Linked DNA regions of Mus musculus: regions 2, 3, 4, 5, 6 and 7 are each linked to region 1. A link is a loop called in an ENCODE intact Hi-C map of the cell type or tissue named here. Cell type or tissue: heart. All regions are shown on one strand.

The links. Peaks named below come from ENCODE experiments on the same cell type or tissue, not always from the same donor. Only the 100,000 strongest peaks of a DNase experiment are listed, where the experiment ranks them.
Region 2: it touches region 1 in a loop (7-fold over the local background); 2 of 42 quality-filtered maps call a loop at or near these places.
Region 3: it touches region 1 in a loop (8-fold over the local background); 27 of 42 quality-filtered maps call a loop at or near these places.
Region 4: a loop joins it to region 1, with 2.1 times the contacts of the local background. A loop is called at or near these places in 6 of 42 quality-filtered maps.
Region 5: it touches region 1 in a loop (2.1-fold over the local background); 2 of 42 quality-filtered maps call a loop at or near these places.
Region 6: it touches region 1 in a loop (7-fold over the local background); 14 of 42 quality-filtered maps call a loop at or near these places.
Region 7: a loop joins it to region 1, with 5 times the contacts of the local background. A loop is called at or near these places in 2 of 42 quality-filtered maps.

The regions. Positions count from the first base shown.
Region 1 is chr12:112,142,946-112,146,945 of GRCm38, forward strand. Kif26a (kinesin family member 26A) reads left to right here and starts at 3,263. Exons shown (of 16, transcript NM_001097621.1): 1 at 3,263-3,461; 2 at 3,769-4,000. The coding sequence starts at 3,420. In heart, CTCF peaks have their summits at 339 (motif pointing right), 997, 2,422 (motif pointing right) and 3,570 (motif pointing left); DNase peaks (open chromatin) are centred at 2,526 and 3,386; H3K4me3 peaks cover 3,377 bases; H3K27ac peaks cover 1,601 bases; H3K27me3 peaks cover 2,374 bases.
Region 2 is chr12:112,308,163-112,312,162 of GRCm38, forward strand. No RefSeq gene overlaps it. Among named protein-coding and RNA genes, the nearest start is that of Gm29890, 30 kb to the right of the region's middle. In heart, CTCF peaks have their summits at 45 (motif pointing right) and 1,787; no DNase peak of the experiment used is centred here.
Region 3 is chr12:112,472,390-112,476,389 of GRCm38, forward strand. No RefSeq gene overlaps it. Among named protein-coding and RNA genes, the nearest start is that of A530016L24Rik, 15 kb to the right of the region's middle. In heart, a CTCF peak has its summit at 1,581 (motif pointing left); a DNase peak (open chromatin) is centred at 1,582; H3K27me3 peaks cover 3,668 bases.
Region 4 is chr12:112,343,712-112,347,711 of GRCm38, forward strand. No RefSeq gene overlaps it. Among named protein-coding and RNA genes, the nearest start is that of Gm29890, 5.4 kb to the left of the region's middle. In heart, CTCF peaks have their summits at 1,015 and 2,201 (motif pointing left); DNase peaks (open chromatin) are centred at 750 and 2,290; H3K27ac peaks cover 1,433 bases.
Region 5 is chr12:112,275,076-112,279,075 of GRCm38, forward strand. All of the region lies in intron 2 of Gm36894 (a long non-coding RNA gene), which reads left to right. Among named protein-coding and RNA genes, the nearest start is that of Gm36894, 58 kb to the left of the region's middle. In heart, no CTCF peak of the experiment used is centred here; a DNase peak (open chromatin) is centred at 1,736; H3K27ac peaks cover 248 bases; H3K27me3 peaks cover 206 bases.
Region 6 is chr12:112,449,583-112,453,582 of GRCm38, forward strand. No RefSeq gene overlaps it. Among named protein-coding and RNA genes, the nearest start is that of B020018J22Rik, 16 kb to the left of the region's middle. In heart, a CTCF peak has its summit at 1,526 (motif pointing left); a DNase peak (open chromatin) is centred at 349.
Region 7 is chr12:112,198,067-112,202,066 of GRCm38, forward strand. No RefSeq gene overlaps it. Among named protein-coding and RNA genes, the nearest start is that of Gm36894, 19 kb to the right of the region's middle. In heart, a CTCF peak has its summit at 2,214 (motif pointing left); DNase peaks (open chromatin) are centred at 1,513 and 2,157; H3K27me3 peaks cover 923 bases.

The DNA.
Region 1 (4,000 bases):
GACTTTAATCAATCCACAGAGGTGGTGGATGGCCTCCTCCCGAGATTCAGGGGCTTGGAGGGGACTGAATGGGGGGGCGGGTGAAGACAGGAGTGGTTTTTCTGAGAGGAAGCTTGATGTCCTATTGGAGCCTAGGCTCCGGATCTGGAGCTGAGAGGAGGGGCTCCGTTCCCTTTAATGGCTTGTCTTGGTCTCTGTCCCAGACTGTGAATGGCCACTGCAGTAGAAGGGTCCATGGCCCCTCTTGTTCCTTTCCAGTTTAGAAGCCCGGCAGACTAGAGTTGGAAGCAGAACCACAGGGTCCCTGGCCTGTCAGGCTGAGACACTGATCTCTAGTTGCCACAGGGGGGCGTCAAGCAAGGGACTCCAGCGCTGAAGGAGCAGAGATGAAGAGATTCCAAGGTTCTCCAGAGTGGAGTGTGGAGGGGATCGGGAGTCTCAGCAGCCCAGCCTGGCCTCTAAAGATGTCTCCTTCTCCGATACCCTCTACCTCTAAAGACTTGGGGGGCGGGGTTAGGTTATTTAGGCAACCCCTTCTCTCCCGGACTGATCCTCCGCCCAGACCTTGTGATCTCACCCCGTGCTACCCCCCATGCCCAAGGCTTTAGAGTGCCAGTTTGTGTCCAAGCAAAGCCTCGCTGCAAACCTGGGGAGAGAGGGTTCCTAAACACTGCCCCAGGGGTAAGTGCTTTGGAGCACGTGCAGTGTTGGGAGCACCGGGTTATCTGCCTCCCCAAGTCTGTCTGTCTGTCTGTCTTTTTCTTTTCTTCAGACCGGACCCTAAGATGCCTAGGACAGCATAGGGTGAAGCTGGAAAGATGCCCCTTATCTGCAGAGGTTTCCAGGAGCCCAACTTGGTTGCGGTGTCCCTTCCTGGTGGCAGTGCCCACTGCAAAAAGTCCTGGTGTCTTGGGACGCGGAAGGCGGATAGGTGCAGACCTAGCGGGATCCTGGTCCCCCATTCTCTTCTACACACCTCTCCCCAACTCGGGTCCGCGTGTCCGGCTCGCCGCCCGGGCTGAGGGGGCGCTGTCGGCGCGGGCGGGCGGGGCTGTCAGCGCGGGCGCTCGGCGCGGAGCAAGCGCAGGGCTGGGGGGGCGCCGGCCGCCGAGTACTGGGGGCCTGGTGGGCGGCGGGCGCCGTGCGGGGCTCGGCGACGGCGGGCGCGCGGCCAGGGTGCGCGCGGGAGGGGTGGTTACGGCGGCGGCGGGAGACGCTCGAGGACGCTGCCCACGGTCCACTCCTCCATGGCGCTGCCGGGGTCCCCCGAGCCGCCCCGCGGCGCGCCCCGAAAGGTTCCAAGCCTGCTAGAGATGGGGTCGCTCTGCCTGGACTCAGACATCATCCTGGGTTTCACCAGTCACCTCCTGCGGCGGCGAGGCAAGGTGAGAGCTCGCGGGGCCGGGCTGGCAGTGGTGACGCCGTCCCGCGACTTTGCTGCGCAGCACCGCGAAAACGCGGCAGGTCCCGGGCGGAGACCTGTATCTGCACTTTCCCGAGCTGATGCCGCTTGATTCTCCCTCTCTAGTCGAGGCTACGCTGGAACCCGAGCCTTGAGCAGCGATCTTCCACGGAGGAGAGCGTAGCGCAGAGATCGCGGTTATCTCACCTTGCAGGGATGGGCGAGGAAAAAGCCTAGGGGGAGGTGATCTGAGTTCTGAGATCATTCTGGTTGCTTGGTGCATCCCGGGGTCTTGTGGAGCTGTGTTTTTGTGTCCTCTGGGAACTCGAACGTAGAGTATGCTTCCCGAAGAACCGCGCTGGTGCGGGGAAGTGAAGTTGCGGGTGTGGCCCATCATGAGCGCAGGCCCTGGGTTCCGGGTGATGCTTCTCGGTGTGCGTGTGAGGAGTATGTGTGCGTGTGTGTAAGTCGATAACAATGTATGAGCCTCCTGGGCCCCGGGTGTTTGTTTCAGTGCGGTAGAGGGGCGGGCGGGGTGACGCTGTTTGTAGTGCTTGCAGGGGTGGACTGAGGAGGGTGGTGCCTGAGGCTACCCGGATCCCATGGTGGGCCGTCGCCTGCCTGTCTTCCCTTCGCAAGGCTGAGAAGGGCCTGGAGGCTTGGGGGTTGCAGAAAGTGGGGAGCCCGTTCCCAGTTTATTCATGACTTCCTGTCGTGTTTACAGACTCTTTTAAGTCGTAGATGACCTGGAAAACCGGATCTTCATCCCACTCTTGGCCAATAGTGCGTAGGAGTGGAGGGCTAAGTAAGCAGGGTCCAGGTGGGGAAAGGAGAGGTCGTTTGACAGACCTTATACCGTGCGAAGGTCTGACTGCTCTGGGGATGTCCGACCAGGGTCTTTCCTTGAATCACCCTGGCTCAGCTGTCCTAAGTCTCAGCCTCAAGCGGAAAGCTCTGCGCTCAGAACGCGTGGTGTCCTGTCTCTGCGCCCTCGAAACCTGTGCTCACTACGGCCGGCAGGTGGCGCTTGTGTCACGGGGAGCCACGCCGCAGATCCCGCCTGGCTCCTATCTGGGGTTTCGGGTTGATCCAGAGCTTGGGCCGGAGTCCCCCGCGACCTCAGAAGGTGGTGACATTTGGGGTCTGACTTGGGCGAGAGCAACAACTGGTCGCTGGGGAAGGAGGGAGACCTCCGGGTCGGAGACAAACAGGCAATTAATTCCGGAGCTAACTCCCCATCTGCCAGGCCGGCAGACAACAGGTCCGGCACACCCCCAGGGCCAAGCCGCAGCGCTTCCTCCCACTTCGCAGGCGGCTCAGTGTGCAATCCATTTTAAGGCACAGGCGCGGCTGCAAGGACACTTCGAGACAGTTCGTAGCCCCTCACTGCACTTCTTGAAACACGACCCTCATCCATGAGAGACAGTTGGCGCCAAAGCATGGCCAGACACACTCAAGTGCTCTGGGTGTTCTGGGGAAGCCGTTGGCCCGGGTCCAGCCCCTTTCATTACCCCCCATCCCCCCACCCCCACCCGCTTTCGTGCTGTGCGATCTTGGGCAAAAGCTTCAGTTTTCCCGCTCGCAAAGTGATGAGAGTGTTGGGTGCCTCCCAGGAGGCGCACTCCATCCTCGCTCAGGAGAGACAGAGGCGCATGCGTGCGCGTAACTTGTGTCTCGGCAGCCCCCACCGCCCCTCCCGCATCAACACTCAACTAACAGGTTGGGGGTCCTAGCAGTAGGCGGGGCCGCAAGGAGGAGCGGGACCCCCGCCCACTTGGCTCTGCTCAGGATGGGGGCGGCGCTCTGGCGTCCCGCCCCCTTCCCTCCCCCTACAAGCTTTGGCCCGCCCCCGCCCAGCCTGTCCCGGAGCAAGCCGGTCGCGTCCACAGCGTGCTCTCCGCCACTCGCCTGCTCTGCCAACTTCAGAGCAGCAGGCCTGGCCATGGGGGTGCCCCTGGGCCGGATCACGTAGCCACTGTACCCCGAGAGCCAACGTATCCCTTCCTGCGACCGTGCCATGGTCGGCCGCGGCGCCTCCTTGTGTGCGGTGCAGCCCGCGGTACGCAAGGCCCTGCTAGGAGCGGGCGGCTGGGCTCGACGGGCACCGGGTTCAGAGCCCAGGACAACGATGATGCTAGCGGGGTGTACAGCGCCCTCTAGGGGTGGGGCGCGGAGCGGGACGGGGCCCCGAGCGTCGGGCTGGGGCTTCTTCTTCAGGGACTCCTGGCGTTGCATCCAGGGCCCTAACTTTTGTGCGAGCGTGGCTTTAGGGGCGTGAGCGACTGGGTCTGGAGTCGGCCGCGTGGAGTCCCGCAGTGGCGCCGCGCGAAGGTTTGGGCTTACTGTCCCATCTCCAACCCCCGCAGGTGGCTGAGTGCGGCCCGGCTCGAGAGACCCCGCCACTTGAGGTATCCCCGCGCAAGAGGCTGCCCGCCGGGCTCGATCAAGACCCATGCAGCAGCCGCCCTGCTCCGGAGGGCGCCGGGGCCAGCGCTGAGCAGAGCCACTCGGCCGGTGGGGGCGGGTGGTGCCGCCACTGCCACACGAAGCTCGTGGAGCTAAAACGACAGGCGTGGAAGTTGGTCAGCGGGCCCGGGA
Region 2 (4,000 bases), 170 kb after region 1:
ATTATGTGTTGGTGTCTGTGGGTATGTGAATGGATGTGTAGATGCCTGTGGAGGCCACAAGAGGGAGTCAGATCTCCTGGAGCTGGACTTATATGGGGCTGAAGCCTCTCTCCAGCCCAGCACAGTATATGTTCTTTAGGAAGCATATGGCCTGTCTTTTCTTTTCTTTGGGTTTTATTTAATGTTTTTCAGTAAAGGCTTTAAAAAAAATAACTTTCCCACAAAATAAGTTCACATTTATTGTTGCTTAGTTCTATTAGCATCTTAAAAGATAATTTCCAACTATGGTTGCTGTGAAGACGTGCAATTGGACTGCAGATACCAACTGTGTGTTTCGGACTGAGTAAACTCGTGCTTTGATTTGAACAATGTGTCCTTTCCTTCTACTTAAATGAACCTATCAGGAGAGGACACTGACAGTGTGTCCCCACCCCACACCCCACGCCCTCCACCCATACAATTATTTCTTTGCTTGCTTTACTGAACCAGTTGGGCACTTTGGTAGTTAGTTTTTGACTTTGAAAATAAACACATCAAAATGCATTAACAGATGCTGCCTGGATATTGGGGCTGCTACGGACCAGGACCTTCATAGATGGCATAAACACATTGTTTACTGTTCTAGAGGTTGGTAGGTGCTAGAAGATTCTGAGTCTGGCAAGGCCAGTTCTTCATAGGTGTTATGTGTCCTCACCTAGAGGAAGGAAGGAGTCCCTCTGACCTTTTAAAATGGCGCTAATCACCCCCTACAACCCTACCCCTTGAGACCATTGAACTGGGCATGGGATTGTAACTGAAGAGAAAAAAAACTTATAATTTTGGGTCTTATAGCATTGTGGTATCTAAGTTCAAGAAATTCAGGGCTGAAGAATAGACCCAGGCAGATCCAGGCACAGCCAGATCCACCCTGTAGCTAAGAATGTCCAGCCATAAAAGATAAAAAAGAGAGTGCAGGAACTAGCCAGGGCTATCAGGACGGACCAAATGGCCATCTGGCAGGATGGTGCCTCCCGGGTGGCGCCTCCCTATAGCCCACCATAAATCATACATTGACCAGGTGTCCTGCTGACCTCGAGAAGTCCAAGTCCTTGTGCCTACCTACACCTTAACTGGCATGTACTGCCCTGTTAATTTGTAATCACCTCGCCGACATTTAAATAAGCCAATCATGTGTAACCACGCAAATTCCTTCAGCTCCCTCCCTTTTTGGTTTGTGGTTTTTGCCTTTATAAGCCTGTAAGAAGTTTGGGCCGGGGTCGAACTCCCCTGCCCCCTGCGTGGTGCGTGAGTTTCGACCCCAGCATGCTGGCTTGAGCGTTCCTTTGTTGTTTGTGTGTTTGTGTGCCATTAAAAACCTCGTGTTGTTACAGCGAGTATGGTCTAAGTGTCCTACTGGGTGTGCGCCTCCCCGAGGAGGGACTCCCCGCGGGGGTCTTTCATAACCAGTGAGCTTTGTCAGCGCAAACGTTCAGATCAAAGCAACCATGAAAAGAATATAAATACTCTTGTATCATCCAGACAAGTGGAGACGGAAATACACAGGATAGACAAGATGAACACATAGAAAGACCAGGAAGAAGAGAAAACAAAAGGAACATGAAAAGATGCAAATTCCAGCACTAGTCACACACACACACACACACACACACACACACACACACACACACACACACACACACACACACACACACACACACACACACACACACACACACACACACACAGAGCCACTTCTGCGAAGTTGCCTGCAGCGCCACCTCTGGGCTGGAGGAGTGTATGGCAGCCTAGCTCTGGGCCCTAGACCCAGCTGCTCAGGTCTGGGATTCCCAAGGGCACCTGACACCAGCCTTGCCACCTGGGGTTCAGGTCCGCCTGACTACAGAGGACTCTGCCAAGAATTCTGAGAGGTGCAGGCCGCCCAGTCGTAAAGCAACGAAATGCTATAAAAAGAGTTTAATCGCGCACACGAGGCCAACATTGCAGTTAATTTATCGCTCTGCAAAATTAAAGCTGTTCTGGGGTTTGCCATCACTCACGAAACATGGAGTTATTTATTGGACACTGTCAGAGCTGAAGAGATCCGGAATTCAGGTCAGGGAAAGTCAAGTTTTACAAAGGCTTGTCTGTGTCCCCAGAGGCTAGATGGCTAGGGATGACATTCCTGTTTTTCATTGATGAACCGGGACGGAGACAATTACTGCGCTTGCTTCCCTGATGAGAAAGCCCAGGCAGGCTCTGGGGAGTTTGGGGGACATGTGGCATGCTGTGACTTACAGAACTCCACTGAGGAGATCTTGTGCTGTTCACCCTGGAGGTGCGGAGTAGGTGTGAAGAAACCCACCCCGGTGGGTTGGTCCAGTGTAAAGAAGCAGCCATGAGACCTCAGGAAATGAGGAAACGTGGTAGTTTGGGGTGCACTCTGGTTGTAGGACTGCTAGACTCCACACACCGGGCCTTCTCAGCAGCCTAAGCACCTGCTTGCAGGGATGAGGGTGAAAGTGGGGGCTGGGCGATCCTCTGGGCTCTAATTAGCCAGGTAATAAGGCTGTGTTGTGTCAACATGCTGGGGCAACAGGCTGACTCTTCAGCAGCTGCCTGGCATCGGACAGAGCTGGGCGAGCGAGGCCCATTGACTCGCCAATGGGCCGTGGAGCCCCTATGCTCCTATCTGTGGGGCCCAGCGGAGGCAAGCAGAGCAGGGGCACAGGAGGGCACGTGGCCCTCACTAGACCCCAGACTACTCTTCCACCTGGAGGTGCTCCATCACTGGGACTCATCGCAGTTGCTAGGCAACTGCCAGGTGTCAAGGAACTCCTATTCCAGGCCCTCACTGCTGCAGTGGGGTGCTTTGTCAATGAGTCCAGGATCATGCGCACTCTACACTGTGCCTGGGGGGAATAACAGAAGGTCTCAGGGAGCCATGTGGTCATTGCTTTTCCAAGTCTCATTCCTACACCAGACAGATCACAAACCAGGATCCTCTGCTCGGTCAGGAGATGCTGCATGCCCTCAGGAAGCAGGAAGGAGAGAGGGAGATGCAAGGCCTTGTGCCTGAGGGCTCCTGTGTGGCTTGCTGGTCCTGGCCTCTCTGGAATGCCCTGGACCTGGATCTCTGGCTCAGAATTCCTGTTCCTTTGAAGTGTGGTATACTAGATGGCTGCTTACTTTGGGGATGAGGGCGGGGGTGGGGTGGGGCGGGGGGTGGGAAAGAGCCCATCAAAAGCCTCATTACTGACTCCCTACATGAGGCTCTGCCCACGCTCCTTTTTCCTGGGGTCCCTCCAGCTGACTTTGGCCAGCTAAGATGCCACACCTTAGCTCTCCCTCAGATACATCCTCCGTGAGTCTGAGGTAGCAGCGTCTGTACCCTGGCACCTTCCTGCCCCTGCCCACCGATCTGCATGCCCCCAGCTTCCATCCCAATTTCTGCAGAACTCTCTGACCCCTCCTGTCCTATCCCACTCAGGTTCTAACCCAAGGTTACAGACACCCCATGCAGAGAGCCTAGGTTCTACCTGGGACTCACAACGTGGCCTGAGCCACACCGGGACAGAAACATCCCTCTGGGTTTATGAGCTAGGCATACCTCAGAGAAGGCATCAGCTGGGAAGACCTTGATTTTAGGGTGAAAATCCCAGAATGTACCTGTCTCTGGCCCTTGGAGTCTGCCTGGATTCCATGGCCCAGAGCCACCTCCTTCACTCTCTCCTACCTTTCTGCCTCCAAGCCTTCAGCTGCCTTTGTCAGCAGACTGTCACCTAGTCTGAACAAGTGCTGCTTGATCTTAAACTAGTGAATTCCAAAGACCAAGCAGGGAAACAATTTCCTTAATATCACCAAAAGCACACATCACAGCTAGCAAAACTGAGGAAACCGTGTTCTGACATGCTTATCCACAGAAAAGAGATCTCCACAGCCACGCCGGCGGCGACTGTACCCACTTGCCTTCTGCCCTCCATTTCTGGTGGTGGCAGGGACCTAAGGCACAGAGAGCCACACT
Region 3 (4,000 bases), 330 kb after region 1:
AACAAGCGCTGGTGGCAGGTAATTTTTCAGAACTCCCCCACACTCACACGCAGTCAGCAGCGTGGTTATGCAGGACCGTGGACGGGGTGGAGAGTGAGTGAATTGAGATGGGGTGAGTGTGTAACAGTGCTGTCATCTTGGGGACAGTTGTGGAGTTGGAAATGAGGCTGCTGGTGGTGGGTGATCAGCCTGGCCATGTTAGGGTGCAGAGAGTCCCTGCAGGGGTCTTCCTGGGGCTCCACATGGCAGATTATGCAAATACCCAGCCTCATACTGTAACAGGCCAAGACACAACCCCAGCACAACCTCTGGGGCTAGCTCCCACCTTCCCAGATGTCCTTGTGGGCAAGCAACACTTGGCATGGGGAGGACATACTAATGGTGGATTCAAATACCCAGACAAGAGCCCAGAGCTCAAGCTGTGTTCTGTCCCCGAGAGTCACAGGCCATCGGCCCCATATCCACGAGGAGCAAAGCAAGGAAAGAAGCTAAATGTCCCCTCCAGACACATTTAAGGTCACCACCACCTTCAGCAGAAAGATGTGTTACCTCACAATGTCCGTCTCTCCGCTCAGATCCTCAGATCTCTGCCTAGAGCCAGGTTCTGTGGGCTAAGTGTGGAGCTCCAGGAGGGCTGGGATCAGGGCTCAGTTAATAGTGGGATCAGGGCTGTTAGTGGTGGGATCAGGGCTCAGTTAGTGGTGGGATCAGGGCTCAAGTTTACAAAAAAAATGAGGATTCAAATATAAGGCTGAGATCCAAATGCTTTGAGTTGAGATCAAGCATCCACATGGGCTGGGATATAGGGCTATTCTCAAACTGAGCCAAAAGTCCTTGACTCAGAAGGGTGTGCTGTGACTATTACAGTCATGCAGGCAGTGGAAAGGCTGCTGCTGCGTTCTCCAAACCCCAGTGGCCTTCGTCAGCTGACAGGAGGGGATCCAGCCCAGATGCCTAGATATGGAAGTGTGGGCTCTGTTGCTTCTGCCTGATACCTGGCTAGTGATGAGAGGGAGGACCCAGGCCAACAAACATGGGCTTGGGTGTAACCCAGCTTTCTCTGACACTGGATTCCACAGGACAACAACCAGAACCCTGCAGACTAGGTGCCCACAGGGCTCCCAGAAGTGTCTGCAGCCCCCTGCTAGGGAGACCCCTGGCTTTATACTATTCATTCCTTTTATCCCAACCAGGTAAGGCCATTCAGATGAGGTAGGAGGAATACTGGTACTCCAGAGCAGGACCTAAGCCTTTGAGAAAGCACATGGCACCAAGCCACTCTTGTACCCAGAGGCTGTAAGCCCCCAGAGTATAGTACCTGGGAGTTTGTAGTTTCTCCCAATGCAAAGACTGCTCTGATCCAGGCAACTGTGTGGCTCCCCTCAGCCCTGAAAGACACCCTTGGGGGCCCAGACGCTGAGTAACGTATTGTCCCCACAGGGTTCTCCTTGTTGATATAAGGGTTCCTGGACCATAGGATGGCCTAGAATAGCCCCACCAGCTGTGGGACAGCTGCCTCCAGCCAGCCCAGCTAAGGATGCAGCCTGACCTTCTCTGGCCAGTCCTCCATCGCCACCTGGTGGTGAACTCCATACATGAGAAAGGCAGCACCAAGGGATGCAGGTCCATCCCCTGCGAGGCTGGGCTACCCTTCTCACTGGCCTTGCAGACATGGGCAGAGGCCAGCGTTTGAGGAAACCGAGGGACCCCGGGCACTGAGCTGGTTTCTGAAGCATCACCTTCATTCTTGAGGAGTCCTGATTGTCACCGGAGCTCCGTCCCCAGAGGGCAAATGACAATAAACACAAATGCAAGACATCAGCAGCCCAGGCAGAGCTGCCCCTGATTGCTAATCACATCCTCATTCCTGAAGCTCTTTAAAACCCTGCCTGAGCCACGTTATTGTCTCCAAAGAGCTGTTATTACTCTTATAAAAAAAACTTATAAAAATTCTAATCAACACTGGTCTTAAACAGCAATGTCGCGCATGCTGCCTGCCTCCTCCTGTGCGGTCCAGGGGAAGTGAGGGGCCTTTATGAGGCCCTGCCCGCCTCCTTTCAACCTCATTGCTTTTGCTGTCTATTGATGTGCTAAAAATGAGGCCTGCGGCTGTAGTTATTGATAGACACTCTTCTACTGTGGCAGCCAGGACCAGGGGCCCTTGAAAAGTTGGGTGTCCTGATGTCAGCACTTGCTGTTGTCCTAGCTCACCCAGGCTTCCTGTTTCACCTGGAAGGACAGGAACACAGCTGGGAGGCCAGCGGACACATGACTGAACAAGCAGCTAAGGGCCCAGCAGTGAGGTCTCAAGTCAGCCTGCAGGCTGTGCTCAGGACATGAAAACCATAGAGCCCATGGCCGGTGTCCATCCTGGCCCATCTCAGGAACCCACACTACCTGAAGGCAAATCATTATGTCCCAGGTCAACGTTGTGTCAGGCTCTCACCTGGGTTCCACCTGCTCACAGAGGAGAATGCAGGTGTGGGCAGGTGGCAGCCACAGGCTGGGGCTGACATTCAGGTGACGGTACACCCAGCACCCACTGCAGCTCTTTAGGGAACCTCCAGAGAGTCTAGCTTCCTGCAGTGAGGAGCAGAAACCTAATGCTGAGAGGATCATGGGAAAACCGGCTGATGGGGTCCCTGAGCAAGTACCACAGCCCAAAGCAAAACCCAAGCTGGCTGGCGCAGGCCCTCTCCTTCAGGGCCTCACAGGAAGCATGATGGTAATAATGGGTTTCAGGTCAGTTCCTGGCAGTAGTCCTGCCCTGAGCGTTGCCTGACCTGTCTTTTGGCATCTATGAGCCTTGATCCCACACCACAGAGCCCAGCTGCTGGAGGGAACTGTATGAAAAGCAGGTAGAATTGTACATGCCTTGAAGCAGCCACAGGTAGAGCTGTGGGCACCCTGGGCAGCAATATCACCACAGACAACCTGGCTCTGTCCCAGATGCTAAGGACACCCCCTACAGACTGCTGGCCGCCAAGCATATCTTCGCCGCCTTGGAGCACCTCAACTGCAGGGCAGCAGATCTGAGCAGGTGGATAGGGAGACCACAGATGACAGGAAGTCCAACCCAGAGAGCCACTGGGGACTAGACGCTGTTCCTCACCTCAAGCAGAGGCAAATCTGAGATAACTGGGAAGAGAAGGATGTCTCAGAGTGACTGCTGAGCCACCCAGAGTCTTAGCATCAGTCAGTAGTTCAGCCAGTGGCTATTTGAAAGGAAAGCCTCTGACTGCTGTATATGGGCCCCTAGGGCCCATGAAACCTGTGTCTCTAGAGAACCAACAGCATGCTCAGGGCACGTGTGGACCCTCCTCCTCCACCCAGACCCTGAAGGGCCACCACAATCTGCATTCATTTGCCACTACCACTGCAGAAATACAAGGTGTGAACGTGCTGGTGTTTAGGGCCCTGTGGGATGTAAACTAGCAGGTGTTCTTTGGGTCTCACAATCTTACAAACAAGGCCCTCAGACATTCTGTGTGACTGTTGAGAGGGGACCAGTTGTCCCATACACCCATTCTGAGTGCACACAAACTGGAGCCCCAAACAGAGAGAAATCTTCCAGGCATGCCTACCTGTCGGACCCAGGGCTCACGGGCCAGCATACCCTTATAAGGGGCAAGCTGGGGGCAGTCTTCAGAGAGGGACTACTGTACTCTGCAAATGCAGGAAGCTTTGATGTCAGAATGGGAAGAGGGCAGTCTGAGTGGAGCATGGCCTTTCCTGAGGTAGGGGTGGGGAACGTGTTTAAGAAGGTCTGTGATGGGGATCTGGGTCACACAGAGCCAGCTGTGGACCAGCAGCCATGTGTTAAGGTGCCTGGCTGGCCTCCCCTGCTAGTTCCTTTCTTCCACCCCAGTTGAGCACAGATGGGCTCCTACAACGAAGGCACTTGAGCACGCAGCATTCCCCAAACTCCACAGCCTACTCTTCCGAGCTGGGGCTGGGGTACAGATGAGGAAGGTTACAGGAAAAGATGTCCCAAAAGGAA
Region 4 (4,000 bases), 200 kb after region 1:
TGAGAGTGGGAGGCTAAAAATAGCCCACTCAGCCAGTTAGTGAGTGCCTGACACCTTACAACCCATCAGTGCGTTCCTTCCCGACATCCCAGGTACACACAGGGCGCCCCTTGGGGGCTCTGTCCTGGTACTCACAGGGGCTCCATGCAGAGGAAGCAAGTTGGAACCATTTTTCGGAGGAAAGAGAGCAAATGGGGACCTGAGTCATCTGTTTGTGGTCTAGACAGATGTGAGCCCCAGTCAGTCGGCTGCAGTACCCCAGTGCTCATTCCATAGACGGCTAAGGCCAGAGGCCTACACTGGGAACCTGGAGTTTAAATGGAGCCTAGAGGTATAGAGCCGGGGTTAGCAAGTGGGCTGGGGGAAGGTAGTGACCCAGCATGGCAGCAGGTCAGGCAATCATCCCAGGCAGGACAGGCAGGTGGGGACATCAGAGCAATGGCCAGCAGCAATGAGTTAATGGATGAGTGGATGGCTGGGTTTGGGAGCGGGCAAAGTAGTTCTGGGTTCCTGACAACACAGAGAGAGAGAGGCAGGATCCAAACACAGCCTGGTCATACACCAGGGACATGAGTGTTGTCAGGAAGGGACTTGGTTTTTGCTCATCTATAGGTACCAAAGACTTGAGTGCATTTCTGATAGACTTGAGGTTAAAGGCAGAGAGAAAGGGGTGGGGATGAGAGATGCAGCAGCCACAACGTGCTGAGCGGAGCCTCGCTCTGCTCAGACGCACTGGGAGGGCAGAATGAGGTCACATTTGGAACCAGAGTCCGGATCATGTGCTGTCTGAAAGAGACACTTTCATAAATCCTGATGCGTGGCTAAGGAACAAAGATGGATACAGACGCAGAGGAAATGACCAGAGGACGGACGAAAGCTAATCTCAGTCAAAACCACTCACGGCACAAATCATGTATGTTAATAGAGGTATCAGGCCTAGCACAGCTGTGACAAGCTTAAACCTGTATGTGCACAGCCTCTGGCACAAATGCGCACAGAAAAACTGTTAGACACATACGGAAACCTACCGGACACAGCTGTAATAGAAATTCATCAAAGCATTGTTAGTACTCGGTGAGGGAGGAAGTGCGTCAAATTAGGAAGGGTGTCGGAGTGCAGGCCCTATAGAATGCAGAGCTATAGGTGCTTTACAGGCCACATTTATCTCTGACCTTGGAATGCTTCCTGCTTCCCAGTAAATCCAAGGAACAAATCAAAAGTCAATCTCACTCATCAGGGAATTACAATTTTTTAAGAAATGAGCTCTTGCCCCACTCCAAGACTAGCAACAAGAAGAGTGTTCTAACTAGCACACAGTGACAGAGTGGAGGGTGTGGATTCCAGACCCTGGCCCTCCATACCTCCTGACCTGCTCTGATCGTGCTCTGAACAGTGACCACTGAGCAGCTGTGACTGTGTCATCCTCTTGGGATGACCCTGTACTACCCACCAGGCTTTCCTTTCCCTCTCTCTGTTCCTGTGACCAGCAGTGGCCCAGAACAAGGGCTGGACCTTTGGGGTACTAGAGGGACATTCCATGGACATGCAGCCCGCCATGGTGACACGAAGTGAGCTAATGGGTGTCCTGCTGCCATGACTTGGAGCTCAGGAGACCGAGGCACACCCAGCTCCCTGTGACCTGTACAGAGGATGTTAGTAGTCCCGAAACAACTTTGAGTGGCGAATGTCTGAGGCTGCAAACACCCTCTCTGCCTCTGGCTCCCTTTGAGTCAAAGGGAATGAGAGCAAAAGAGGAAACCAGGAAGGTCAAGGGCCAGGGGCTCCCAATGCCAACCAGAGGAAATCTGAGAGGTATGAGTGTTCTCTGTAGGCATCTCTTCATGGCCTGCCTAGAGCTCTAGGCTCAGGCTCCTATCTAAGAACCAGAACACACAGGATGAAAGAGCTGTCACCATGGTCCAGACTGCAGACAGGATTAGCCCGAGTCACATAAGCTGGCAACAGGTTACTCCCTGCTGTTCCTCAGGCATTGAAATTGCACAGTGTAGAAGATACTCAAAGCCCTAGACCTCTGAAGAGCAGAGTGGGAACCCCACCACCACCCCCGAAATCATATTTTTATAGGCCCTGAAAGACCTGCTTCCCTGCCCCTGGCTCACATCTGAACGTCTATGGAGCCAGTCTGCACAGCCCTTCTTGGGCCCGGTGGTCACCCCATTCTTGTACTATCAGAGGTGGGGTGACATCTCCTGGCAGAGACAAAACGGATAACTTCTGCAGTGTTTGGTTATATATCAACTCCAGCTGCCAATAACAACCACTCCAGAAAGCCAAGAGACACACAGCCGAGCCAGAAGGGAAACACAGGGAACAGGGTCAGCAGTGACTTGCGTTTGGAACTCTTCCACAAGGGTCCTAAAATAGCCAGCAAGGGAAGAGAGGCAAAGGTGAGGAAATGCAGAGGGAAAAGCATTTACCAAAGAATCTGAATCTATAAAAAAAAAAATCCTAAGTGGAAAATATAAAATAAGAGACCCAATGGTGTGGGCATGGTAGCACACACATCTGCAATCTCAGTATGAGGGAGGCTGGAGTTCAAAGCCAGCCTGAGCTACATAGGGAGGAAAGGAATGAAAGAGGGAGGGAGGGAGGGGAGAGGGAGGGGAGAGAAAAGCAGTAAATAGATTTAAGGGCATTGTTTAAGAGTTTAAGTTTTGACACACAGAAGCTATACATATCTCCAGTGCATCCTGTGGTGTTCTGACATATGTGCACATTGTGTGAGGTTCAAATCTGCATAAACATGTTTACCTCCTCCAAAGTTCATTGCTTCTGTGGCAGAAACATTCACAACCCTTCACTCTAGGTTTTGGGACACGTGCAGGACATTGCTGCTATGTCTGTCTGTGCTGTGCAAACCCATTTTTTTTGGCTTAATTGTGACTTCGCATCCACTGGTCAACTTCTCCCCCCCCCCCAACACAACCCTGCCCCCCTCCCACCCCCCTCCCCCCTCCCCCTCCCCCTGCCACGTGCGCCTCTCTCCACTCTCCAGCCTCCGGGAACTGCTTCTCTCAATTTCTATGACATCACCAGATGAGCTTTTCAGCGTTCTGTTTGGGTGAGATCATGTAGGGCTTGTCTCTCGACACCTTCATTTGACTTAATGACCTGTAATTCCATCCGCATTGTACAAGTGACAGGATCGCTCCTTCTCCGCGCCGAGTCGCTTCCCAGGCTATGTACTACACTTTCTTTATGTGACTAGGAGTTGACGGATGCTTGGGCTCTTTCCCTTGCTAGGCTGGTGTGAGCGTGCAGCAATAAAGCCCGTGGCGCAGGCGTGCGCAGCTCTCCTGTGGATGTTACCCACTGCAGGTTGATGGATCATGTGCTGTTCGGATGCTAATTTTTCAAGTAACCTCCTTGCCTTCTGTCATAGTGGCTGTGCTAACTCACATGCCCACCCAGAGTGTGCCGACACTCCCCTTCCCCACACCTTTGAGGTCACTTCTCGACTTTTGTCTTACAGATGACAGTCATCCTAACCCGTGGGTGAGGTGTCTTAGTCAGGGTTTCTATCCCTGTACAAAACATTATGACCGAGAAGCAAGTTGGGGAGGAAAGGGTTTATTCAGCTTACACTTCCACATTGCTGTTCATCACCAAAGGAGGTCAGGACAGGAACTCACACAGGGCAGGATCTTGGAGGCAGGAACTGATGCAGAGGCCATGGAGGAATGCTGCTTACTGGCTTGCTTCCCCTGGTTTGTTCAGCTTACTTTCTTATAAATCCCACAACTACCAGCCCAGGGATAGCACCACTCACAATGGGCCCTCCCACCTTGATCACTAATTAAGAAAATGCCTTACAGCCAGTACATGAGGCTAGCTCATTTTAGTTTTGGTTTGTTTCCCTAATATTGAACTTTTTTTTTTCAGGTACCTGTTGGTCACCCATTTGGTACTATTGCCTGTTTTCAAATTGGTTTTTATTGCAATTAAGATATTTTATTCTGCCAGGTGGTGGTGGTGCACA
Region 5 (4,000 bases), 130 kb after region 1:
GAATGTCTTCTGCCTTTAGCACTCTCCAAAAGTGCAGGTTGTCTTTTTCCTTCACAGCCTAGGATCTGGAGACAAAGGCTCTGTCACAGGGTGCTTCAAGGCAGGAGCAGGTCACCGGTAGAGCAGGTGTCTTTGGGGCTGGCCAGACTGTTCATCTGGTCTACCCAGCAGGGGCCTCAGCAGGACATAGTGGCCAGCTGGAGAGGGCCAAAGAGAAGCTGGAGGCAGTCACATGGGTAGGGGTACTGCTCTAGCTTAGGGCTTTCTCTGTACTCCTTCCTCAGCTCCTAGACTCTGAGGACCCCTGCCACACTCTGTCCTTTTAGTGACCACTGGACAGAGAACCTACCTGCTAGGTGGGTGAGCTGGGTTGGACAGGGAGCTAAGCTGTTTCTGAGAACTAACCCTGGGGCTGTAGCTGTACCTTGCAGAATCTCAGAATCCTGTCCCCATGGGATTCCGGGCTTTGGGAACCCCAGGGGAGTAAGGAGGTCCCTGGGTACTGGAAGATATAAATGGTGCCCTGCCCTGCTCTCGAGCTTGTTTCCAGGCTCAGTGTGGCTCTTGGTCAGGTCAGATGAGAGGGTCTATGGAGACCAGAGCTGGGTCTGACTGCATCCTCCTCTGCTACCCTGTAGGGCTAGGCGAGGTGTCCTCTATGTCTCTGTCCTGCTCTCGGCCTTGACACTTAATGAGATAAGTCTTTCCTTCAGATCTAAAACTTTAGGGGCCCAGAGGCCTGGGGTGAGAGCAGGTTGTGTTTAAGCCTTGAAACTGGGGCTCTGAGGGGCACCATGGCTAGAGCTGTGGCCTCTTGTCTCCTCCCTGTTCACCTCCCTCTGGGATATCCAAGTTTTCAAGAAACTTCTGATGGCTGCTTTAATACTCCAGGCTGAGCCAAGCTGAATTTCCAGGGCTTTGGGGAGGGTCTGAATCTATGTGAGGTATGCAGATCTTTGAATATAGACTGTGGAGGGTCAGAGTGTAGACAGCCAGGGCATGGACTCCTAGGCTGCCTGGCAGGCGTGTGAGGCCATGCAGGAGTCTAAGCCCCATGTTCTTCATCCTTTAATGCCTGGATGTGCATGGGTGACCTGAGCCTGTAGCTGTTGGCACACACAGGTTCTAATGAGCAGCCTCTATGCCCCGACCCCACACACCACCTTGAGAAGGAAGTCTCTGAAGAGACCTTTTGGGCTGGCAAATCTAGACTCAGCATATCCTTTGTGCTGGACACATATCTGGGTCTGGAAACAATCCTGTTCGACTTTTGGCATTTTTCAGACAGTTCCAGAGTGTCTCCTGGGATGTCACAGACACCCATAGGTGCACTCCTCAGGGAGGTCCATTAGACCAAATATGAAGGCAGAGGATCACAGTTCCATGTGCCCCTGGCACTGGGTGAGGTGGGTAGGCGTCTCGCTCCTCCCCACCGCACAGGGATGTGGGGCTCACTAGCAGTGGGACCTCAGAAGTCATGGGTGCTAGAAGGCACCTGGCTTGCACTCTGCTGTGGCCCTCCTTGGGCAGGTGTCCAGAAGAAGGCCTGAGGATTTCATGGAGGACATTGGCATTGCCTAGCTATAGTGGTCTGCACAGCTCCAGTTAGGCCTGGACTCAAGGGAGGAGGGCAGGGCAGCCTCCTACAGGCTTTACTAGATTATCTCATTTGCAAACAATAAATGTCTACAAGCAGAGCTCCTGTCAGGCTCCCCTTCCAGGACGCAAATGTAGCTTTTGTCTGCCTCTGCCCTTTGTTAAAACAACCGCAGTGCCAGGCAGATAAACAAGACGATTAAATGTAAATGATGTCATCTTCCTCCTTCATTCGCATTAATGAGAAGCCCAGGCCCTGGCCAGGGCGCTGGCGGAAGCCACTAGCTACTGAATCCTATTAAAAAGCAACCAAGAGGCAGTGCTGACCTTTGCTTTGAGTGGCTGACCCAGCACCCAAAAGCGGGTGGGACAGCTGGGACCAACAGCTCTGGTTTTGACAAGGACTGCATTTAAATTGCGAATATTTACCATCTCCCCTTAATGAATGGCCCTTTGGTACTACAAAGAAACACAGAGATCAAGAGAGATGCAGACAGGGTCATCCTCCACCCCACCCCATGCTACTGGCTCCAGGCCGGAGGTGGCACCCAAGGCGAGGCCAGGAGGTGGAATGAGTTGAAAAGCTGCCCAGGACACAGGGCAGTGCTTGCTCCGGGGATGGTGGTCAGAGCAAGCTGCCACACAACCAAAGACTCATTGTTGGAGCCCAGAGCCCCTGGGATCGGCTGGATCCTTGAGCCCAGACCTATGGGCTGCTTGTTGAGGGCTACTGTGAGTGTGGGCATCTGCTCTGGGGAGGCCACGGTCCAGCAGCTGATGTCCTTGATTGCATCACAGGTACAGGCCATGTGTAAGCTCGTGTGGGGAGGACCCCAGGAAGTCTGTCTCACTGGAAAGATTGAACCCCAGACCTCTGTGGAGTGCTGAACTGATGGATACAGCCAGTGTGAACCCAACGGTGCCTCCTGAAACCGACCTGACCTGCTGCCCCTCCCCCAAGCCCCAACTGGAGGAAAGTAAACTCTAAACCCACGTGACCCAAGCTCTAGTTCCGGTAGCCCTGTGACCTCAGGCGCATCCCCTCACTTCTCTGAGTGTCAGCGATGGCAACACACCCCTTCCCCAGGTCAGTGAGCAGGTCACAGGAACTGAAGAGTCCGGACCGGTGTCTGGCGCGCACACAGCAGGGGCTCCCATTATTGCGTTATTGCAGACGAATGGGCAGTTTCAATAATTCTGACATCTAATGCACAGTCGGTTCAGAGCTCCCGGACTCCAGATGCTCTGTCCGGCAGAAAACAGCGTGGAGGAAGATGCTGATGTTGGGTCTCCAGAAGCATCGTGTATTCCCGCACTGCCTTCTTCTTGTCTTTCCTAACCCTGGAGGCCTCTGTCTACCTACAGTCCTTAACCCTCTGCAGGCTAAGTCTTTCACATGTGAATTGGGGCAACAAAGTAACTTAGCCCCTAAGTCCTAGAGAGCACAAACCTACAGGCTGACCAGCACGGAGGGAGGGGAGGGGAGTCATCCTGGGTATGGAGCACCGGGCACTCCCTGGGGGCTGCCACTGTGTCTGCTCTGAGCTGGGGGACCATTTGGGTTGTTCAGTTGGAGGCCAAGACAGCTAAGACAGCTCTGGCCTAGAGCCAGTGCTAGCCCAGTAGAGGTGGCTCTTAGACTGTGAGACTGGGTGAGTGCTCACTTGTGGTACAGGGCGGGATGAACCTGGAGGCATCAGCATCCCCTAGCTGAGTCTGGCTCCCAGGCAACCCCGTGCATTCCTCACACACATGCAGGACAGATCTGCTCAGGGCCTGGCCATGTACAGTGCGGCTGCCGGTTTGTGGGCACCTAATCGGGTAGCTGTGTCCTCCCGGCTAAGCCACTCACTGGATGATTCCCCCACTGTTGAGTAGCAGTAGCTCCCCAGCCCCTGGCATCAAGGATCCGGGTAGAAATGCCTCCTCCCCAGAGGGACCCGCTTTACTTTCTGGTACCATGATAAACACCATGACCAAAGCAGCCTTAGAAGAAGAAAAGGGTTTATTGCATCTTATCATCTTTAGGGATAACACTGTCCCCCAAACCTCTTGTCAAAGGCAGGTGCACGGCTTGATTTGTAGACTGAAACCGGCTACTTCAGTCACTGAAGGTTTCTATATCAGCATGGAGGTCTTAGGTTCCCACAACTGGCCCATGGGCAGAGTTTATATCTTGAGGGACAACATCTGGGTTCCTGTAAAGGGCAGGATTGCTTCTGATGTGATTTACAGCCTCTGAAGGGGGTGCTTAGAACAGTGTGGAGTCTAAGTCAAGACAAACTGAGTTCCCGAGACAGAAACCTGAAACAGATGTGCCAAGGGACTCGGGAGGGTGAGGCGGCAGAGAGATGCTACATCAGGGTCTTCCAGGAGCTCCAGGGGTATAGCTAACTTCAAGAGA
Region 6 (4,000 bases), 310 kb after region 1:
GTTTTTTTTTTCCCTTTTAATCTGTGTGTGGTGGCATCTCTGTGTTTGAATTTGCAATTCCATCGTAACAAACGGCTGTGAACGCCTTCTCACGTGCTCACTCGCCATCTGTCTGTCCTCTGTGGTGAGCTGTCTCTCCAGATCTCTCCCCATTGTTAATCAGGCTGTTTGTTTTCTGATTGCTTCGTGCCGAGGTTTCTTTGTAGAATTTCTAAGTGCAACATGAGAGGTTGAATATACAAAATGGACAGGACGTGTATATAAACACTTTAACCCACAGCCCGAGGCCAGCAGCCTGGAAAACAGATCTCTTTCCACTCCAACCAGCCAGGAAGCCTCCTGCTGTATGCTGGGCTTTCAGAAAATTAGGTCAGCAGCAACAGGAAGCCACACAATAGACTCTGTAACTATCGGTACAGACAGCCGGACTCGATTACATGGAAGCTTCCATGATCTTGTTCCCCACTTTCCGCCCAGAACCCAGGACCAGCCTTCCCACAGAGGGCCCATCCCAGAGGCTGGCTGCATGCATCCCAGGCCGGCAGCCCCCACGGGACATCTCCAGTCATGTTATTACCTGCCCTCACTTTTCAACAGTGCCTTCCAGAGGTGACCTGCCCACAGAGCGGGCAGCCCAAGCAGGACACCCTTCCATGCCCTCTTCTCGTTTTCCAAGAGCACATTTACATTATTCAAAGCCCATTTTCCTTCGAGGGTCAAGCTTTGGGGGAAGTGTCGGGATGGTAACTGCATAGTATTCTGTATCCACCTTGTTGCTGGCTCAGTGGCCTCCCTGTCCTGCATCTTGCATTAGCGTATGGGCTGAGTTTGGGCTGAGATGTTTCCCTTTTGGTCAAATCTGGATCAGGTTGCTCTGTTGGGGTTAGGGTCACAGCAGTTCCATTTACACAGAATGGAGCCATCCCCAGGAACATAGAGACCTGGGGATCCTTGCGCAGAAGCAAGGAGCTTTCCTGAAAGCCACGGATTTGGGGCAGGGCAGCTGTCCTTCCTTGAGCTCACTGCACACAGAACAGCCAGAGTCGGGGTACCACGGTGGACAGGAGCATCAAAACCATTCTCCTGTCCCCAAATCAGACAGAGCCAGGGACTACGGACAGCACACTCATGGGTCACTGAACACCAGCTTGTCCTGGCATCTTCAAGACTGTTCTCATCTGAGAGTGACTGCTCTGAGGACAGGCAGTAGTGCCTGCAGACACTCTTAGTTGTCACACGGAAGGAGTGCTGCGTGGAGCCGCACAGAAAATAAACACGCATGCGCGCATGCGCAAGAGAAACTTCATAGTTCACCCCAATTTTTTAAAGCTTATTTTATGTGTATGGATGTCTTGCTTGCATGTATGTGTCCACTGTATGTGTGTGCAAGCACACTGCTTGTGTGTTGAGTGCCAGAAGGGGCCAGAAGGTGGTGCTGGATCCCTGGGACTGAAGTTACACGTGGTGGGCTGCCACGTGGGCTCTTGGAACTGAACAGGGTCCTCAGCAAGAGCAGCCAGTGTTCTGAACGCTGCGCCACCTTGTGGTGGTTTGAATATGAATGCCCCTCGTAGGCTCATCGATTCAAATGCTTGGTCACTAGGGAATGGCACTATTTGAAGGGATTAGAAGGTGTGGCCTTATTGGGGCAGGTGTGACCTTGTGGGAGGAAGAGTGTCCCTGAGGATGGGCTGAGGGTTTCAGAAGCCCAAGCCAGGCCCAGTGGCTCTCTCCCCCTGCCTGCTACCTGAGGATCCAGATGTAAAACTCTCAGCTACGTCTCCAGCTCTGTGAGCACACTGCTTGGTACAGTGTATCAAGGTTGTCCTTGAGTTTCTCAAATGACGATTTCTCTGTCCCCATATATTGTCTCTTGCTGAACACAGCCTTGTAATGCTTATACCAAGAATCCCCTGTCTCCACTTTGTGAAACAATTCTTACCATTTGCTCTCTGACCTGTCAATAACTGTTGATGACCCAATGGCTGGGCAGAAGACAGAAAAGGGTAGCTATCTGCCAGCCAGGGGGAGGAGGGAGAGAGAGTGAGGAAGGGGAGGGAGATTCAGATCAGCCCTGAGGAGGAGAGGGTCTGAAAAGACACCATGAGAAAAAACATCTGAAGCCCAAAGATCCAGATCAATAATAATATGCAAGTATCCTGGGATGGGGCTGGGAGGGAGCCAGATTAGCTTAAGGGTTATTATAAATCTTTTATCTGCCCAGTATTGAGGTGTAGATTGAAACAAATCTTGATTTCTCTGTGTGGTTATTGGGGTAAGAAACCCAGTCGCCAGGTTAATTCATTACTCACACTATATTACAAATAATTCATTTTATACAGCTCCACGTCTGTCTGGGCGCTGCTATGCTCCTTACCATGAGGATAATGGACAAAGCCTCTGAAAGCGCAAGCAGGGCCCAGTTACATGCGCTCGCTCCTTCATAAGCGTTGCCGTGGTCATGGTGTGTCTTCAGGCAATAGAACTCTGTTAGGACACATCTCCCCTGCCCCCTGCTGTTGCTGACTCCGTTCTGGCAGTCTGTACCTTCAAGGAATATGCTCATTTCATAAAAGTTACCAAACACAATGGCATAAAATTCTCAACAGTCTTCATTATCCTTTTAATATTTGTAAAAACCCTGCAGTGAGCTCACCTTCCTTATTCCTAAGCTGAACAATTCTCCCTCTCGCTCCTTGCTGACGGATGTGACCTAAGTGCCGCTATGCTCCCCACCATGGGGTTATGCAGCCATATCAGGGGTCCTGCCTGCCTTCCTGTTTTCTCCGTTGCTTTCTACTCTGTGGGTCTCTGACCTTTGCTGTCTCTGTCTGCTGCTAGCCCTGAGTTCGGGCTCTTGTTTGTCTGGTTCGGTTTGGTTTTGGAAGGCAGGCTGGGGCGCTTGGGTTCACACATTCTTTCTTTTTACAGAGTCGTGAGATCCCAGTTTCTCTCACGGGCAACTTGAGCACCAAGTTGCAGTCTGACCTGCTAGGTTTTAAAATACTTAATAAAACAGACCCTTGGTTAGTGTAAGTATGCTATCCACTTAAGTGGTTCTGCACTCTATAGATTTCCTTTTATTGTTAGGTTCCTGCTTAAACCTATGGTGTCAGAGAAAACTGTATAATTTGAATATTTTTTTCAATGAATGGGGATTTGACCTGCCAGTCATGACACAGTATGTCCTGACAAATGTCCTCGTTTGCTTGAGAAGAGCATGCGCTTTGCTCTGTGCACTGTGTCCTGGAAATGGTGACATAGTGTCACAGGACTTCTGTCTCCTATTGGTCCTGTCAGCTGATGAGAGATGATTTCAGCTGTGGTGTTATTTCCCCCATGGTTTTGTTTTGTGCATTTCAGATCTCGGCTACTGGGTTCCTAAGCATGCACCATTTTGATGTCTTCAGAAGTGATACTCTGTCTTGGAATGACCTGCGTCTCAACATTCGCTGCTGAGAACCTACCTTCACAATGAAACCAGTTTTGCTTTTAACATTCGCATTAAACTTATGTCTTCACCGGCCCCGCGTATGCCCTTGGGACAGAGTCATACTGTAGACCAGGTTGGCCTTGAACTCAGAAATCGGCTTGCTTCTACCTCCCAAATGCTAGAACTGAAGATGTAAGCCACTATACCCAGCCTGCTTCCTTCTGTCTTTAAACTACAGGTTGTGTCTTGTAACAATCCTTGCACTTGCTTCTTTATCCAATCTGAGAATGTTGTCTCCTAATGTGGATAATAGCCATCCTAATGTGGATGTGTGAGCCATTTTTATGTACTTTGAATGCTGGAAGGGCCTGCATATTTGCTTCTATTCATCCAAATCCAACTGAAAGAGATGGGACAGGGGGTGGATAACCACTCCGTTCAAGACGATACTCAGGTTGCAGATAAACACATGAAAATATTTTCTACTTTGTTTTACTATTACAAACATGCAAATGAGTACCGCTACAGTAGATACCACCCCCTCCCCAAGCGTTCGCTAGAATGGCT
Region 7 (4,000 bases), 55 kb after region 1:
GTGTCTCTGTCTTCTTCTCTCATGAGAATACAGACTAGGTGATGTCTGACCTAGGGTCTTTGCTATCTCAGTCACTTCTTTAATGGACCCATCTTTTAATACACTTCCATGCTGAGGTCCTGGGGACAGGGTATCAACATGGGAAGTCTGGGAGGGATTGCCCTTAGACCAGAACACCCTTAATCATCATCTGTCCCCCTGGCTGGCACTTAGTGCTGTGGTCCAGCTGGCCTCTACTCTACAGACTCTGAGAATCACCTCCCAGCCCACCACCACCCGGCCTGTGCATCCTGCTCTCTCAGAGCCTCTGCAGAAGCGTGTGATGAACCCAGAATATCATTAGAATCACTGGACCATCTGGCTTCCTCAAGAGGCCAGTTGTTAGAACCCAGTCTAAGGCTACTTTCCCACAGTTTTTTTTTTTAAGTTTTTTTTCCTTCTAAATTTCATGTGCATTGATTGATATTTGTCTGCATGTATGTCTATGCGACGGTTTCAGATTCCCTGAAACTGGAGTTACAGACACTTGCGAATTGCCATGTGGATGCTGGGAATTGAACTCAGGTCTTCTTGAAGAGCAGACTGTGGAACCATCTCTCCAGCCCCAACAACCCCAGCTTCTATGTCTCAAGTTATACATATCCAATGCCAGAGAGATGAGCCCCAGGATGCAAAGTGCAGGTGGATAGAAGGATGTGTGCTGGTTAGTTTATGTCAACTTGACATAAAATAGAGTCATCAGAAAGGAAGGAGCCTTGACTAGGAAAGCGCCTCCATGAGATCAGACTGTAGGCAAGCCTGTAGGATATTTTCTTAATTGGTGATCCCTGGGGAACTCCAGCACATTCAGGGTGGTTCCATTCCCGGGCTGGTGGCCCTGGGTTTTGTAAGAATACAGGCTGAGCAAGCTACGAGAAGCAAGCCAGTAAGCAGCACCCGTCCATGCCCCTGCATCAGCTCTGCCTCCAGGTTCTTGCTCTGCCTGAGTTCCTGTCCTGACATCCTTTAGCGATGGGCTATGATATGCAAGTGTAAGCCGCGCAAACTCTTTCCTCCCCAGCTTGCTTTGGTTATGTGTTTTGTCACAGCAATATTAACCCCGAGACAGATGGGATGCCGTGCTCAGAGGCTTTAACATTTGTATGTAGGTGACAGAGGTCACAGAGGCACACAGAGCAGTAAGGGTCAACTGGCCTGGGCTCTTGAGGAACACATCCTCCTGGCCCCTCTGAAGAAAATATTCTGAAGGAACATTCCATGCACTTGGAAAGACTCCCAACTCTCAGGACTATGAGAGAGGGAGAGCCTGGTGCTCTCCTCTGGGCAAGCGCAGGCTCTTGTGACAATCCCCAGGATACCTGGCCACTCTGAAACTTCTCTTTGGTGACCCAGGGGCAGGCTAAGCAGTGCTGGGTCTGTGATTGTGGGTAATTAGGGTTAATTTCTCTTGGAGCCACCAAGCTCCAGCTAAAAGCTGTTAGAGCTAATTGCTTCCGTAATGAGCCTATCTTGGCAAGGCTCCGCTGGCACTGGCTGGGGTGGGGCTGTGTGGCCTTTCCTGGGGACCTTCCCTGGACCTCTCTGAGACAGCCAAAAGTCCTGAGTGGAGGCATGAGGTGCTGAGGACCCACCCATAGCTCATCTGCTGGCCTCCTGCTTAAGTTCTCAGAGAGAGTAGCACTGGGGTCTGAGACTCTGCCTAGGATTCAGCCCTTGGTCTTCTGCAGTGCAGGGCAGAGGATAACACTTGCAGGCAGGGCAGAGGATAACACTTGCAGGCAGGGCAGAGGATAACACTTGCAGGCAGGGCAGAGGATAACACTTGCAGGCCTGGAAGGAAGGTTGAGGCAGGACCCCGCAGGGAGGGGTGCCTGCATATGGCTGTCACTGCAGGGTGAAGCAGCCCTGAGCAGATGACTGAATGCACAGTGCAGGGAAACATTGGGGAAACTGCGTCTCGGGGGAAGCAGAGGGTGCGGCCCATTCTAGCCTCTCCATTCTGCTCAGAAATTCATGGACACCAGGAACCCTGAACTTAAATTCAGATCCAGGGTCTGGAAGTATGGAAGGCCACATGGGTGTGGCTGTTGGCTCTAAGCGTGGCCTTTCAGAGACTGCCAACAAGCATATGGACAGCAGTCTGAGCTCACTTCCTCCCTCCCATAGGACAGGGTGTTGATTTGGTGTCAGGGGCCCTCTGCAGGCTTGGTGGCAGAGAGTCCTCTCTACTCTGGGCTTCTCAGCCCTCTGCGGTACTTAGGGGTGGGATGTCCCAGGGAGGATGCACATTGTGTGCACATGTGTGTACAGCAATGCATGCTATAAGGCACCAAGGTTGAGATGGTTGTGAAATGTTAATTATATGCACACTGAGCTGGTCCTGCCTTGAGGCTACTGAGGAGCAAACCAAGGACCACGTGCTGGGCAGGAAGCTGCTATCCCACTGCTGACCCTGGTTTCTGCGGCTCTCAAGCCCTGTGGACCAGGCAGCCCTAAGCAGCTCTGGCACCCTGTCTCGGAAATGCTCTCTGGAGCCAGAACTCCTCTGTTAATTCTGGTTTCAGCCTGGGGGGAGCTGTACCCTATCCCAACTAGGCCTGGGGCTAGACCAGGGGCAGGCTGCTCCCCACTGGGTACCAGGACACTAAGTGTATGGAGCAATGTGAAAGAGTCCATTTTGGGGGTGCAATGGGGTACACGGACCTCCTTACTGTCCTTACTCTTTTTTTTGTTTTCATTTTTTGAGACAGGGTTTCTCTGTGTAGCCCTGGCTGTCCTGGAACTCACTCTGTAGACCAGGTTAGCCTCGAACTCAGAAATCCACCTGCCTCTGCCTCCCAAGTGCTGGGATTAAAGGTGTGCGTCACCACCGTCTGGCACTGAACTCTTAACCACATGTTCATGTGGCGTCCACTGTTATGATCCTTCAAGCCTCACTGTTGGCTTAGAGGTGTCTGTGACCTCATGAGTCGGGCTGAGGTAACATGTGCCTGTTGCCTCTTGCCTGTGGCCCATGAAATACACAGTGGCACCCTGATGTGCTGGAGACAAGCACTCCATGCAGGACCTTCAGCGGTCATCTGCTGATGTCAGCAGCCTGTGAACCCAGGGCATTCTGGGCTGTGAAGCAATACAACCCACTGAACTCGGGGCAGACTTTCTCTGGATTTCTTACTATAAGTTGAGCAGCTTAGAGACAGGAGAAAAAAACCAAAAGCAAAAGGCTGTAAAAAAAAACTAACGGTGAGAGATTGCCCTGAATGCTTGATTTAGAAACAAAAGTTTGTGCTTTCTAGTGCTGAGTAAACGAACGCCCTGCTTAGCCAGCAAACCCCTACTTAGCCAACTGCATCCACCTTTGTGTAACCCCGACTTTGGAACTGAGAACAGTGTGTGACCGGAGGGGCCAAGTCGCTAACATATCAACTCATTAGCAAAGGGAAGGCAGACTGTGGGTGCCTCTCCCCCTACTCCCAGCAACCCTCAGGTTGATGCAAGACTTTACTCCTGGTGAAACGTGGTTATAAAACCCATTTCCAATCTCAAATGATCAAATCTCCCTGCCACTGAACCCTAGCACCTAAATGGAAAATTGGCACGTGGATTGCTGCTCAGGTGAGGACACCAGAGGCAGCCTGGGCAGTGTGTGCTACAGGCGTTGCTCCTTTGGTCTCATTTTCTTCACCACTTAGCAGATGGCCACTCGCTGTGAAGGTGCAGGACATGCTAGGCCCATACTGAATCTCTGAGAGAGCCAACATGCCTACCCCCACATCTAGGCTCAGGCTACCCAGTAGCAGGGCCGGTTTGCCTAATGGCGGAGCTCTGGCTATGTACCACCTATCTCCTTGGTGTTTGCTGGAGAGAGGCAGTCAGAGGAATAGTGCGTTGTAGGTGTAAGGCAGCCATCTGGGCTAGAGGCTTCCTGATGTCTAGAAGGACTGGAGCCACCCAGACCTGTACCCTCTGTCCCTGAGTAGCTGTCTGTGGCCTGGAGAAT